Linked DNA regions of Mus musculus: region 2 is linked to region 1. Evidence: chromatin loops called from intact Hi-C (ENCODE). Cell type or tissue: left cerebral cortex. All regions are shown on one strand.

Region 1 (2,500 bases):
GAGTACCCTGGCCTGCCTTCCCTTTGTGGAACTCCATCCATGTAGGGTCGCAGCTGTCAACTCTTGACTTCCAAAGAAGATGTGACTGGTCTGTGACATGCACTTGCCCCCATGTCCCCAATGGAGCAGCTGACAGCTAGCTCTTTGGGGGCGAGGGGAGCACCAAGAGGCTTGGTTTGCCCATATTGGGGGGATGATGCTTCGGGGGACAGTTTATTTTTTTCCTGTATTGTGGTGTGGCACTCTGAAGGCAATTTACAGGAGTTTGTTCTCTCCTTCAACCACGTGGGTCCAGGGATCAAACTCCGGCTTGGCAGCATGTGGCTTCACCTGCTGAGCCTTTCTGCCAGTCCAAGGCTCAGATTCAGGATGGGTACAGGTGGCAACAGCATTCTGAGTTCAAGCCCCTGGCCCTGCTGTGTGTGTGCTGAGAGCCACCCCAGGTGCACACACTCACACTCCTCACCCCAGGGGCACACACTCACTCCTTGGGCACTCACAGGCTGGCCAGGGCCCAAGGCCTTCCATCTTGCCTGACAGGCCCTTCTCCCAGCTTTCAGCTGTGCAAGAGCACTGGCTAATAGTGCATTAACCTTGATGGAACTGCCAATTACCCCTGCTAATGCTGGGGTTCAGTGACTGCGGATGGTGGTGGGGCCACCCTCCCTGGGAGCAGAAGCAGGGGTGGGGGCTGGGGTCTCTCCTGATCTCATTAGACTAATCACCCTCTCTTTTGAAGCTCCAGCAATGGCTGAGCTGAGGAGCCTGGGGCACAGCTCCAGGGACTAGAACCAGGCCCATATCAGCAGTCATAACACAAAGATGGGGAATGACCAACAGGGCACAGGAACCCCAGACCTGTGACTCAGGAGCTCTGGATTCCCCTGGGTACAAGTTGGGAAAGCAGAACAGAGGTTTCCTGCGGGGAGCACCCCAGGCTGAGGAGAGACCCAGCCACTGAAGGGGGCAGATAGAGACATACAGGGTGGGCTATGGCTTGGCTCTCCATCACACCCAGCCTGACACCAACACTCATAGTAAGTAGGCTCAGCCAGCCTCAGGGACCCAGCTCAGACCAGTGGGAGTATCAGTGGGTATGGAAGTGGAAGAAGTCTGGACACCTATAGGGCAGGAGCTGGACAAGGAGTTCCGACTATGAGGGTTCTGAAAGAGGACCAATAGAGGAGACCTGGTCCCAGAGTAACTGGGGGCGGGGGCGGGGGTGGGGGAGCTGGGAGGCAGGCTAGGTGGTATGTGGCTGCCACCTGGTGGCAATTAGTTGTTATGACCAAGCAGTGTGGACTCAACACTGAGGAAAACTGAGGTTAAGACCTCAAACTGCAAGTGACTTAGCATCCCTATCCCTCTTCCCTAAATTTAAGCACCAGAGAGGCAGGTGACTGGCTAATTCTGAGCTGTAGCCCATAGGATCCTGAGAAACTGCAGTAAGTGACTATACACTGAGCCAGAGTGTCATAACTGGAGCCTTGGAATAGTCTCTCTCGCTCTTACCCTCTTACCCTCTTGCCTCTCTTTTGCCTCTTGCCCCCTTACTCCTAATTCCCTTCCCCCCCCTCTCTACATGGCCATGACCAGGCCCCATTTCTCTACTCTCTCCTTCTCTCTGCCTTTCTCTGCCTCTGCTACCCTCTTAACTCCCCTCCCCATGCCCCGAATAAACTCTATTCTATACTATAAAAAAAGAAAAAGAAAAAGAATAGTCTCTAGGGACAGTGACATGAACAGGAGAGCCCTGTCCTAGGCAGGGCAGCCAGGCATGACACCCTCATTCACTTCACCAGGACACCTGAGTGTGGCATCAAGGGGGAGGTCTCAGATAAGCTACAAAGCCACTCTTCATTTATTGTTGCCAAAGCAGCAGGAAGGCGCACAGAGATCCTCAGGCCCCCTGCTCCATCACACCTTATCAGAGGATGCTCTTGTCCCTTACAGGAGGCAGGCTGACGGAGCAGCCCACATCAGCCTGGCCTTGGGGCCCTCCAGTCTGTGGGCTAGTCTCAATGAGGTCTCTATGCTGCCCCCTAGGGCCTGTGCAGGCTCTGTCCAGGAAGGTTGACATCAGAGCTCACAGAACTACATGTTTTCTCTTGTCCTTGCAGCCTGTCATCTCCATCTCAACATCTGCAAGGGAAGGAACAGGACAAGATATGGTATTGAAGGATGGGACTGGTTGGGCCTCCTTCCAACCCAGCCCAGCCCAGCCTGTAGAAGGTGATGTCCCTTGCAGGTCCACCAGGGTAGGGAGAAGAGACCACAGAAGATGATAAAGTTGGTGTCCAGGGCCCTTGGAAAGCCAGATCTAGTGCCTATTGTGGTCTTGGCTCTATAGCAGCCATCACCAGGACAGGACACTCAACTCTGCTCAGAACCCTGAGGAAGCCACCTTTGTTCTCATTGCAGTTCTGCTCTACCCTCTGTGGTACCACATTCCCTGTGTGGCACTTTCCTCCAACATCTGTTTCCATTAGAGCTTCCAAAA
Region 2 (2,500 bases), 200 kb before region 1:
AGAAAAACTTGGTCTCAAAAAGCAAACAAAGAAAACTGATTCATCACAATGGCTCAGGGGCACCCGAGTTAGGTTCCCAGAACCCACGTGATGGGAGAGAACTGGGTCCTGCTCCCTACCCTCTGACCGACATGCATGTTAGCCCACATCAATGACAATGCTCACCAACAGGGCCAGGGCAGCAACTGCAGAGCTTACCCAGCACAAAACCATGAGTTCCATTCCCAGAACCTCCGAAGCCCTGTGTGGTGGCACACGCTTGTGATCCCTGCACTGGAGAGATGGAAGTCAGAGGGTTGGAGGTTCAAGGTCATCTACTACTTAGAGGTATCAGTGACTTCACTGTACAGAGGGGGAAACTGTGGCTTCTAATTCACCCTCTCTCCCCCTCAACCGCCAGACATTTGTAAAACTGCCATTAAAAAAAAAATCTTTAATCCCAGCACTTGGGAGGCAGAGGCAGGTGGATCTCTGAGTTTGAGGACAACCTGGTCTACAAAGTGAGTTCCAGGACAGCCAGGGCTACACAGAGAAACCCTGTCTCAAAAAAAAAAAAATCTCAGAGCTGCAGAGATGGCTCAGTGGTTAAGAGCACCCACTGGTCTTCCAGAGGTCCTGAGTTCAGTTCCCAGCAACCAAATGGTGACTCACAACCATCTGTAATGAGATCTGATTCCCTCTTCTGGTGTGTCTGAAGAAAGCTACAGTGTATTTATATACATAAAATAAACAAAATTTTTAAAAAAAGAAGAAGGCCGGCCTGGTCTATAGAGTGAGTTCCAGGACAGCTAGGGCCACACAGAGAAACCCTGTCTCAAAAAATCAAAAAAAAAGAAAAAAAAAAAAGAAAAAAAATCTCCCCTCATGCCACAAAGTCACCTTTAATCCCAGCAGTTGGGAGGCAGAGGCAGGCAAATTTCTGAGTTTTTACATGCCTGAGTGCTTTTCAGTATGTGTATGATCTGTGTGATACACTTCCTACAGAAGCCAGAAGATGGCGACAGAGCCCCTGGAACCAGAGTGACCGCCAGTTGGGAGCTACCCTAGTCCGCTACCTAGTCCGTGCAGGTTGTGGGGGTGGCTTAGCAGGGCGCTTCTTCACCCTCTGCGCCTTTGCTTTTCTTTCTTTCCTTCTTTCTTTCCTTCTTTCTTTCTTTCTTTCTTTCTTTCTTTCTTTCTTTCTTTCTTTCTTTCTTTCTTTCTTTCTTTCTTCTTTTTCAATGCAGAGTTTTGTCCTCCTGAGCTAGGGGACACTATTGCAGGTTGTTGTCTTCGATATCCTGGGCCCTACAGAGTGCTAAGCGCTGACCCTGGCCTCTACTCACTCCATGTGGGAACCCCCTGAGTCCTGACAGCCCAAATGTCCCCAAAGTGTTCTTGGAAGGGCAGAACCACCCAGCTGGATCCCTGGACTTACAGAAGATTTTTGTCACTTCCTTTTCTTTCCTTCCTCCCTCCCTCTTTCCTTCCTTCCTTTTTTTTTTTTTTGTTTTTTCTTTCCTTTTTTTTCTTTTTCGAGACAGGGTTTCTCTGTGTAGCCCTGGCTGTCCTGGAACTCACTCTGTAGACCAGGCTGGCCTCGAACTCAGAGATCCACCTGCCTCTGCCTCCCAAGTGCTGGAATTAAAGGCATGCACCACCATGCCCGGTTCCTGTTTGTTTTTGAAACAGGGTTTCTGTGTAGCCCTGGCTGTCCTGGAACTTTGTTGCCTCTGCCTTCTGGGATTAAAGGCATGCGCCAGCACTGTCTAGGTCCTGGTTTTAAAGATTTGTATGAGTGTTTTCCTGTATGCTCTGGGCCATGATGTCCAGAAGGGGGTGGTGAATCCCTTGGAGTCACAGATGGTTGTGAGCCTCCACGTGCTAGGAACTGAACCTGGGTCTTCTAGAAAGGATGGCATGCTCTTTTAAAAAGACATTTCTTTCTTGTTTGTTTGTTTATTTGTTTTGTTTCAAGACAGGGTTTCTCTGTGTAGCCCAGGCTGTCCTGGAACTCACTCTGTAGACCAGGCTGGCCTCAAACTCAGAAATCCTCCTGCCTCTGCCTCCCAAGTGCTGGGGTTAAAGGCATGTGCCACCACTGCCTGGCAAGATATTTATTTCTTTTATATGAATACACTGTCGGTCTGTGTCTTCGGACACACCAGAACAGGGCATCAGATTCCAATGTGAGCCACCATGTGGTTGCTGGGAATTGAACTCAGGAACTCTAGGAAGAGCAGTCAGTGCTCTTAACCGCTGAGCCATCTGGAAGCTGTGCTCTTCATGTTTCCCCAGTGATCACAAGACTGCCTGGAGGTTTCTCCATCTGCGAGGCCTGAAGAGGAGCCAGGAGAGGAGATCAGGCACTACCCACCACTCTGCACATCCCTGCCTGTGTCGGGGCCTCTCCCTGAATCTACAGCTGGGCTGGAGGCAGCAAATCCCAGAGCTCCCTGTCTCCTCCCCACACTGGGATGGAGATCCAGGCTGGTTATGTGGGTGTTGGAGATGCAAAGGC

Evidence for each region. A loop is a pair of places that touch in the nucleus more often than their neighbours do. Peaks named below come from ENCODE experiments on the same cell type or tissue, not always from the same donor. Only the 100,000 strongest peaks of a DNase experiment are listed, where the experiment ranks them.
Region 2: a loop joins it to region 1, with 5 times the contacts of the local background. A loop is called at or near these places in 11 of 42 quality-filtered maps.

Annotation. Positions count from the first base shown.
Region 1 is chr10:80,174,459-80,176,958 of GRCm38, reverse strand. It overlaps Fam174c (family with sequence similarity 174, member C), which reads right to left. Exons shown (of 3, transcript NM_027207.2): 3 at 1,840-2,142. The coding sequence ends at 2,142. Among named protein-coding and RNA genes, the nearest start is that of Fam174c, 2.8 kb to the right of the region's middle. In left cerebral cortex, CTCF peaks have their summits at 1,288 (motif pointing left) and 2,048; DNase peaks (open chromatin) are centred at 1,235 and 2,005; H3K27ac peaks cover 398 bases.
Region 2 is chr10:80,372,801-80,375,300 of GRCm38, reverse strand. No RefSeq gene overlaps it. Among named protein-coding and RNA genes, the nearest start is that of Mex3d, 14 kb to the left of the region's middle. In left cerebral cortex, a CTCF peak has its summit at 992 (motif pointing right); DNase peaks (open chromatin) are centred at 1,004 and 2,404; H3K27ac peaks cover 475 bases.